Regions from separate parts of the Homo sapiens genome. Here region 1 is linked to region 2. A link is an interaction called in ENCODE POLR2A ChIA-PET data of the cell type or tissue named here. Cell type or tissue: PC-9. All regions are shown on one strand.

Region 1 (5,000 bases), 80 kb after region 2:
TGTTCAAGGGGCAGCTGTGTGTAAGTTGAACTCAGTCCCGTCTACTTACCATTCTTCCAAATTAAAGTGAATCCCAGCTGATAGTCTTGGCGGGGCTGTTTTTTATTCTGTTCTCCAAAGCACTTGAGAAGGTTTTCAGGCACGCTCTTGACCGAGGAGTGCGTGTGCACCGTGGACAGGACCCTGAAGTGCTCACAGAGCAGCCTGTGCAGCACAAGCAGGGAGAGGGGAGGGGAGGCCGGGTTTGCGTTGATCACGATGTCTTTCAGCGCCCCGTAATCCTGGGGAAAGACCAAGACAATGTACGAATAACAGTCATCGGAGAGTGCCACTGTGCCGGGCGCGAGTCTAAGAACCTAACCAGGGTTATCTAACCGACTCCGCCACTTCCATGAAGACGGCACTAGCGTCATCTCCACGTTGCAGCCAGTAACTTATCCAAGGTCACTCGCTCAGGACGGAGTGGAGCTGGGATATGAGCGGACTCCACCCCCTTACCCCCAACAAATAAAAAGTTGACTCTACTGTCAAATAAAACAACATATGAGGAATGACACTTTTTTTTTTTTTTTGAGACAGAGTCTCACTCTGTCACACAGGCTGGAGTACAGTGGATGATCTCTGCTCACTGCAACCTCTGCCTCCACAGGTTCAAGCGATTCTCCTGCCTCAGCTTCCTAAGTGGCTGGGACTACAGGTGCCTGTCACCATGCCCAGCTAATTTTTTTTTTTTTAATTTTTAGTAGAGATGGGGTTTTGCCATGTTGCCCAGGCTGTTCTCGAACTCCTGACCTCAAATGACCTGTCCGTCTTGGCCTCCCAAAATGCTGGGATTACAGATGGGAGCCATGGTGCCTGGCCTAGGAATGACACTTTTATTTGTCCCTTTTAACCTGCAGTTATTCCAGCTACTCAATCTTTCCAACAGCTGACCACGGCCAATTTGTGTTCATTAAGATGTTTCCATGAAGAACCCCTTAAGAAGGGGTGTTGGCCCAAGATATCATTGATGATGAGGGATGGGGAGATGCTAAAATACTAGGCGTTAACTGAAGTGCTCAGACTGACAGCCTTGTTTATTCCCACTGTGTAACCCTCTTCAGTGCCAGTGGCCCACGGGTACAGAAGCCAGGCAATGGTTCGGGGCCACAGTTTGCTCTGGCATGGGGCACTATGAGAGGTCCAGGGGGATGGGCCTGTCATAATCCAAACCCATGCATGACAGCCTTTTTAGATAAAGACTTTCTTATTCTACGCTTTCACTCGTAATAATGAATGCACTGATGTGAACACTCACGGCCAAACTCCTTGGCTTTCTGTACCCCGCCTGCCACTCCTGACCAATATCCCACACGTCGGCCTAGGCAGAATGCCTTGCAGTTCCCTGAACATATTGTATTACTTGACGCTGGGTCTTCTGAGGTATCAAAATTCATCTTGAGCACCACATGCTCTGAGATACCTCCCCAGCACCCTGAGAAATGACTCAGGGTCTTTTCTCAGTCATTTCAGCCGCGCATGCTCGAAAACTCATCTGCTAGGCTCCGGCTCCCTGAGGGCCTGGTTGCACCTCATCTGAGTCCTCAGTGCATGCCAACAAGTACTGAATGAATGAGGGAGCAGAGGAAGGAATACATGAATGCAGAGGTACTGAGGTTACCAAATATCCCAGCCCTGGGTGAGACACCACAATGCTTGCATTTTTTAGGGCTTTAAGTAGTGCTATTCTATCACCCATTCTAGAGGAGGCTATTGATAGGGATTCTTGGGACAAACCCTTTTGCATCCTCAAATAAATATCACATTGTGGTTAACAAACGAGGTGGTCTTTCTTTGCATATCAGATTCTCCCCTAAATTAGCTGAAGCCTGTAAACTTCAATCATGAGAGCTGGCTGATGCAACTTACTTGTAATACAGCAAACTGAGTTCAAGCAAAACGCATTTGAAATATGAGACTGACTGGCCTAAGCAGTACATTTCAAAAGGATGGGTAGGATTTTTGTACTTGGGCAGTCACAGTTCTGAAAGTTGGCCTGTGATCAGAGAGAGTCCGGGCTGCCTCTGCTGAACCTCTGGGGAACACTGAGCAAGCAAGCTGAGATCTGTTCTTCCAGGGCTCAGAAGCTGCTGGACCCATGCCCGGACTGGCAGAGGCTGTAACTCTCTTCCACTCCTTCTCTACCTACAGATCCTCCCTGTCCTCTACGTGCTCTGAGAAGTCAAGAGGAGGCTTTAGAGCTTGTTTTGACTTCACTCCTGCCCTGGGACTCTGTTCTGTGCAAAGGCACACTCATTTAGAGAAGAAAAAAATATGAACATGCTCTTGGCTCTGCCTTTGAAAACCAGAAAGCTAGTTTTGTTTTTGTTTTGAGACGGAGTCTCGCTCTGTCGCCCAGGCTGGAGTGTAGTGGCGCGATCTCCGCTCACCACAAGCTCTGCTGCCCGGGTTCATGCCATTCTCCTGCCTCAGCCTCCCGAGTAGCTGGGACTACAGGTGCCCGCCACCACGCCCGGCGAATTTTTTGTATTTTTAGTAGAAATGGGGTTTCACCACGTTGGCCAGGATGGTCTCGATCTCCTGACCTCATGATCTGCCCGCCTTGGCTTCCCAAAGTGCTGGAATTACAGGCGTGAGCCACCACGCCCGGCCTGAAAGCTAAGGCTTTAATCACAGCAGCACAATTTCCCTGCACTAACCACTCAGTACCTACTAACGTTTCAGCTTTCAAAACGAACCTACCTTCCCAAGCACTGAATTCAAGTCCAGCGCATTGGTGGTTAAAGTCGTGGGCTCATCCGCTTGGATTATGTTGGTTACATCCAAGTCTGCATCTGGTGTTTGAATCATCTTGGAGAGGCCATCAACTGCAGCTTTCAACTCATACAGACGTTTTAAAATATCATCTTGGCGGGACTCAAGAGCTTGCAGAGACAGGTTAGACTCTTCCTAAACAAACCAACAGCCAAATGTTCATTTCCTCTCCCATCAGACCAGTGTTGTTTAAATTTGATCACTTGTCTTACTTTGCCATGCACTCACCAAACCTCCCACCCTTTAAAAGAAGACATTATGGGCTGGGTGTGGTGGCTCACGCCTGTAATCCCAGCACTTCGGGAGGTCCAGGTAGGCAGATCATCTGACGTCAGGAGTTCAAGACCAGCCTGGCCAACATGGTGAAACCCCGTCTCTACTAGAAATACAAAAATTAGCCTGGCATGGTGGCACGCAACTGTAATCCCAGCTACTCGGGAGGGTGAGGCAGGAGAACCACTTGAACCCAGGAGGTGGAGGTTGCAGTGAGCCGAGATGGCACCACTGCACTCCAGCCTGGGTGACAGAGTGAGACTCCATCTCAAAAAATAAAAATAAAAAAAAATAAAAGAAGACATTATGGGATGCAAGTCTGCAAAGCCTTAATTACAAAGTAAAGAAACAAAAAGGAAAAAGACATTAAAATACAGGAGCAGAAACATCTCATTTTCCCCATAGTCCAATAGGTCCCTGCAAATTGATCCCCAAATGCTTAAAACAAGGCCAGGTGCGGTGGCTCATACCTGTAATCCCAGCACTTTGGGAGGCTTGAGGGCAGGTGGATCACCTGATTTCAAGAGTTTGAGACCAGCCTGGCCAACATGGTGAAACCCTGTTTCTACTAAAAATACAAAAATAAGCCAGGTGTGGTAGTGCATGCCTGTAGTCCCAGCTACTCAGGAGGCTGAGGCAGGAGAATCGCTTGAACCCGGGAGGCGGGGGTTGCAGTGAGCCAAGATCGCACCACTGAACTCCAGCCTGGGCGACAGAGCAAGACACCGTCTCAAAAAAAAAAAAAAAAAAAAAAAAAGCTTCAACAAATAAAAGTTGTGGCTAAAAGCCACTCTGAAATTGTATGGTTCCTATTTCAGGTAATTTAGTCTTAACAACAGGGAAGGATAGAAAATGAACACAATTTGTAGTTCTTTGTTCTTAACAAACTAAGAATACTTTGCTTAAATAAGTAGCAATGAGAATGTAACTGAGTAATTTATACAAATAGGGAAAAGGGAACACAGGTTGAAACACTTTATTTTAGCTTGGAAGCACGTCCATGGGGCCAAGTAATCAATTCCACAAATCATTTTCTTGTCTTTTTTTTTTTGTCCTGGAGACAGGGTCTCACTCTATTGCCCAGGCTGGAGTGCAGGGGTGTGATCATGGCCCACTGCAGCCTTGACTTCCTGGGCTCAAGTGATCCTCCTGCCTTAGTCTCCTGAGTGCCTGGGACTACAAGTGTGTGCCACCAAGCCTGGCTAATTTTTAAATTTTTTTGTAGAGACAAAGAACTGCGCTATGTTGCTCAGGCTGGTCTCAAACTCCTGTCCTCAAGCCATCCTCCCACCTCAGGTCCCAAAGTGCTGGGAAGACAGCCGTGAGCCACCACACGTGGCCAGGCCACCATTCTTCACCTAGCCTATTCCACCTCGCACCCATTCTAGTCCACCCCTGCAAACCATCCTTTAAGATGGCAGCTGGAAAGACTTAAAAAGAAACTCAAGGCTGGGCGCGCTGACTGATGCCTATAATCCTAGCACTTTGGGAGGCCGAGAGGGGCAGATCACCTGAGGTCAGGAGTTCGAGACCAGCCTGGCCAACATGGTGAAACCCCGTCTCTACTAAAAGTACAAAAATTAGCCAGGTGTGGTGTGGGTGCCTGTAATACCAGCTATTCAGGAGGCTGAGGCAGGAGAATCGCTTGAACCCGGGAGGCGGAGGTTGCAGTGAGCAGAGATCACACCACTGCACTCCAGCCTAGGCGGCAGAGTGAGACTGTTTCCAAAAAAAAAAAAAAAAAAAAAAAAATCAGATATTGTCAATGTCTCCCCCTTGCTAACCTGCTAGGTGCTTAGGATAAAATGTCAAACATTTAACATGGCTTCACAGACATTTTGTATCATTTGGCCTCTGGCTACCTTACCTCACCCAATTTCGTCCTTTGCCTGTGCTCTAGCCACACTGTCCGA
Region 2 (5,000 bases):
CGAGACCATCCTTGCTAACATGGTAAAACCCCGCCTCTACTAAAAATGCAAAAAATTAGCGGGGCATGGTGGCGGCCGCCTGTAGTCACAGCAACTCGGGAGGCTGAGGCAGGAGAATGGCATGATCCCGGAAGGCGGAGTTTGCAGTGAGCTGAGATTGTGCCACTGCACTCCAGCCTGGGTGACAGAGCAAGACTCTGTCTCGAAAAAAAAAAAGAAAAGAAAAAGAAATAACCCACATGGCTGGGCGCAGTGGCTTATGCTTGTAATCACAACACTTTGGGAGACTGAACTGGGAGGATCACTTGAGGCCAGGAATTGGAGGCTGCGGTGAGCTATGATCATGCAACGGCACACTTCAGCCTGTGCTCTGTCTTCAGGGCAACAGTGCATGAGCCTGTCTCCAAAAAAAAAAAAAAAAAAAAAGGACCCACAGGGACCTAATTTTAGATGCCATGAATTCCATGGCAGATACTGGAGGAAGCGAGTGCTACTCTCAGGGAAGAGGACATGCTAAAATGCATGCTACCAGCTGGTGACATTCCATCACAAGGCCTGGAAAACACCGTTTTACCAGGACCACGGAGGGCAGAGACAGCATCAGCTGTGTTGGAAAAGTGGTACCCCGAGGTGGCTGTCATGTATAAGCCAGGGCTAATAACAGGAGATGCTGTTACAGAACTGGGCTGTCTGGTAGCAAAGAGGATGATAGCAGCCCGTCTCTACTAAACATACAAAATTAGCCAGGCATGGTGGCATGTGCCTGTAGTCACAGCTACTTGGGAGGCTGAGGCAAGAGAATCACTTGAACCCGGGAGCCAAGATCATGCCACAGCACTCCAGCATGGATGACAGAGGAAGACTGTCTCAAAAAAAAAAAGAAAAGAAAGAAAGAAAGAAAATGATGGCATCCTGGAGTGTCAGAGACTGGGTAGCAGTGCTTACGCAGCAGAAGGTGGGCATGATTGGTACAGTGAGCAGCAAGCCAGAGTAGCAGATGGGAGGCACTGACTTGCAGGGATCCAAGGCAATGGCTAATAAAACACAGGGCAAGACAGGCTGTCAACAAAAGCACAGTATATATCATTGTAAGCAGACAAGGAGGATCTCCAGGGATTATAGGAACTTGGGATTAATCTCCAGGGATTAATCAACTTGTGCAATCAGCCTGTTTCACAGCCTCCTGCTCTGCACCTGTTCTTCCCCAAACCTTGGATGGAATGCAGTCACCTTGTTAGTTTAAACCAGCTCCTGACAGACCCCAACAACGTACAGATGAACCTGAGTGAACTCTCTGCATGACCATGCTAAAGTATCCATCCCGTGAGAAGTTATAGCTTCATTCCCATCACATGCAACCTATGGGCTGGCAGGATGACTCACTGCATCTGCACCATTGGGATCCCTCCTCTCCATGCAATGATGCACCCATCTCCCCTCTCCATCACCCCATAAAACCCTACTGTCACTTTCCCTTGGGGAGACTCTGCTTTGGAGAATACTCCCAGTGTTCTTACTGGCACCAAGTAATAAGCTGGTCTCGAACTGCTGGCCTCAAGTGATCTGCCCACCACAGCCTCCCAAAGTGCTGGGATTACAGGCGTGAGCCACCACGCCTGGCCAGGTATACCTATATGTCTATAATAACCTGGTTGTGTAGAAGACTGAGGTTAGCTGTCTCAGTGGAAAAACACGAACATCTGCCCAGATTCCCCCACCTGAGCCAGTTCTCAATTCCAAAACATGCATCCAGGCTGGGTGAGGTGGCTCAGACCTGGAATCCCAATGCTTGGGAAGCTGGGGCAGATGGATGATTTGAGTCTAGGAATTCGAGACCAACCTGAGCACAGTAAGACTCTGTCTCTACAAAAAAATAAATTAAAAAAAAAAGCCAAGTATGGTGGCACCTGTGGTCCCAGTTACTCAGGAGGCTGAGGCAGGAGGATTGCTTGAGCCTGGGAGGTGTAGACTGCAGTGAGATGTGACCACACCACTGCAGCCCGGGTAACAGTGAGACCCTGTCTCAAAAACAAAAATCGAAATACCCATCCAGTAAAGGAGAAGCCAGATCCCATGCAAGTGTACACAGTAGGGATTTTCCAAGTCCTGCCCCAAAGAGACCTCTGGCCATTTTTTTTGTTTTTTAGACGGAGTCTTGCACTGTTGCCCAGGCTGGAGTGCAGTGGCGCAATCTCAGCTCATTGCAACCTCCGCCTCCCAGGTTCAAGTGATTCTCCTGCCTCAGCTTCCCAAGTAGCTGGGATTACAGGTGCCTGCCACCACGCCCAGCTAATTTTTTGTATTTTTAGTAGACACGGGGTTTCACTATGTTGGCGAGGCTGGTCTCAAACTCCTGACTTCGTGATCTGCCTGCCTCAACCTGCCAAAGTGCTGGGATTACAGGCGTGAGCCACCACACCCGGCCCCTCTGGCCATTTAATTTACTCCGTAATTATATGCTGGGGAATAGGGGTCTGCTCAGATATTTCCAGGCTTTTGCTTACAGAGTCCAAGTTAACGCAGCTCTAAAGCACCCTCAGGGTTCCCTTATTGCTAAGGGATCAAGTTAATACCTTTGGTCCTGACCCACATCCCTCACTGGGTTCACTGAGCCCACAGTGGTCAATTCCCTGGTTCCCAAATGTGATACTCAAATAGTCATACTTAGCAACTGGTTCCTTGACTTACAGCATTAAGAGCTATTGTAGCACAGAAAGCCAAGTGGGGCTGGGCACGGTGGCTCACACCTATAATGCCAGCACTTTGGGAGGCCCAGACGGGCAGATCCCTTGAGGTTAGGAGTTCAAGACCAGCCTGGCCAACATGGCGAAACTCCATCTCTACTAAAAATACAAAAATTAGCCAGATGTGGTGGCAAGCACCTGTAATCCCAGCTACTCAGGAGGCTGAGGCAGGAGAATCGCTTGAACCTGGGAGGCGGAGGTTGCAATGAGCCGAGATTGCGTCACTGTACTCCAGCCTGGGTGACCAAAAAAAAAAAAAAGCCAAGTGGAACAAGTGGAAGCCCTGAAACTGCCCCCTCTGGCCAAAAGAGTAAGTTGGTGGGGCTGAGGGTGGAGGTTGATGGGAGAAAATCGCAGAGAATAGTGCCATGCTCAGAGGGTTAAAGGATGCAAGGCTGGTGTCTCCATCATCTGCTCATTTAATTTACCAGTCTGACCCCTGCAAAAACTGGATGAACCATCATAGGTGACAATGAACTACTGCAAACATAATCCTCAAGGACTCATCTAGCACCAGCTTAATTCCACCGCTACCCACTCCATCCTTTGGAGTTCTTCTACATCCACAACAGAATGGAGTTGTGTTTAGAATCTCTCAGGCTGGGCTTAGTGGCTCATGCCTGTAATCCCAGCACTTTAGGAGGCCGAGGAAGGAAGATCGCTTGAGGCTAAGAGTTCAAGACCAGCCTGGGCAATATAGGGAGACCCTGACTCTACAAAAAATAAAAAATTAGCCAGGTGCTGGTGCATGCCTGTAGTCCCAGCTACTAAGGAGGCTGAGGTGGGAGGATCGCTTGAGCCCAGGAGGTCAAGGGTCCAGTGAGCTATTATGGCACGATGGCACTCCAGCCTGGGTGACAAAGCAAGACCCTGTCTTAAAAACAACAGGCCGGGCATGGTGGCTCATGCCTGTAATCCCAGCACTTCAGGAGGCTGAGGCAGGTGGATCACGAGGTCAGGAGTTCAAGACCAGACTGACCAACATGGTGAAACCCCGTCTCTACTAAAAATACAAAAAAAATTAGCCGGGTGTGGTGGCACGCACCAGCTACTCAGGAGGCTGAGGAAGGAGAATCACTTCAACCCGGGAGGTGGAGGTTGCAGTGAGCCCACATCGCGCCATGCACTCCAGCCTGGGTGACAGAGTGAGACTCCATCTTAAAAAAACAAAATAACCTTGTAGTTGATCCTCCTTTTTCTGAAACCCTGAGAGCAAACATGAACAAGGTCTTTTAACTCTTATAGATTTTACAACCACTATGAAAAAAACAAAGAAGAAAATATATAAACAGTGAAAAATAGATTGGTCACAAAATACATTCAAAAGAAGTACCTACCATATTTTACCACAAAAAAGTAAAGAAGGGAGGGGGAGAGAAAGAGGGAGAGGAAGAGAAAAAAAGAGAGAAAGGAAGAAAGAGGTAAGGAAAGGAGAGGGGAGGGGTGGGGGAAGGAGGGAAGCAAGGTGAAAGAAAGAAAAAAGAGAAAAGAAAGAGAGAGGCACATGCCTGTAATCCCAGCACTTTGAGAGGCTGAGGCGGGAGAATCGCTTGAGATCAGGAGTTCGAGACCAGCCTGGCCAACATGGTTTTGGTTTCTATCAAAAAATACAAAAGTTACCCGAGCATGGTGGTGCATGCCTGTAGTCCCAGTTACTCGGGAATCTGAGGCATGAGAATCACTTGAACTCGGGAGGTGGAGGTTGCAGTGAGCTGAAATCCTGCCACTGCACTCCAGCCTGGGCAACAGAGTGAGACTTGGTCCCAAGGCAAAAAAAAAGAGAGAGAAGAAAAGAAGGAAGGAGGGAAGAAAGGAAGAAAGGAAGGAGGAAGAGAGGGAGGGAGGGAGGAAGGAAGAAAGGAAGGAAAGGGAAGGAAGGAAGGGAGAGAGGGAGGGAAGGAAGGGAAGGGAGGGAGGGAGAGAGGGAGGGAAAGGAAAGGAAGGAAGAAAGAGTACCTTCCGTTTACTCAGAGTGCTCAGATGACACCAATCAATAGACTTGTCCCAGCAGCCCACACGGAGACTCAGTCACAGAGAGCACTGTTTGGAAACAGACACACTAGATGTAAATTCCAGCTCCAGCTTATATTTATCTGTTAAGTTCTCTGAACCTTACTTCAGACTCTCATGAAATGAAAGGCTGTTTTAATTTATCTTAAGCCAAGTTTATCCTAATGGATGATTAACACCACTTCCCTGCACACCAACATAAGACATTAAAGTGTGAAAGTGTTCAAGGAGGGATATATTTAATCT

Evidence for each region. Peaks named below come from ENCODE experiments on the same cell type or tissue, not always from the same donor. Only the 100,000 strongest peaks of a DNase experiment are listed, where the experiment ranks them.
Region 1: POLR2A ChIA-PET joins it to region 2 with 8 read pairs; 29 of 35 experiments call an interaction of 5 or more read pairs at or near these places.

Annotation. Positions count from the first base shown.
Region 1 is chr7:6,013,095-6,018,094 of GRCh38, reverse strand. It overlaps AIMP2 (aminoacyl tRNA synthetase complex interacting multifunctional protein 2), which reads right to left. Exons shown (of 4, transcript NM_006303.4): 2 at 2,743-2,949; 3 at 50-281. SNORA80D (small nucleolar RNA, H/ACA box 80D) reads right to left here and starts at 1,218; the gene lies at 1,084-1,218. RefSeq lists an enhancer at 2,170-2,269. In PC-9, no CTCF peak of the experiment used is centred here; no DNase peak of the experiment used is centred here; H3K27ac peaks cover 2,162 bases.
Region 2 is chr7:6,092,813-6,097,812 of GRCh38, reverse strand. It overlaps a transcript of USP42 not described here. Among named protein-coding and RNA genes, the nearest start is that of USP42, 9.6 kb to the left of the region's middle. In PC-9, no CTCF peak of the experiment used is centred here; no DNase peak of the experiment used is centred here; H3K27me3 peaks cover 376 bases.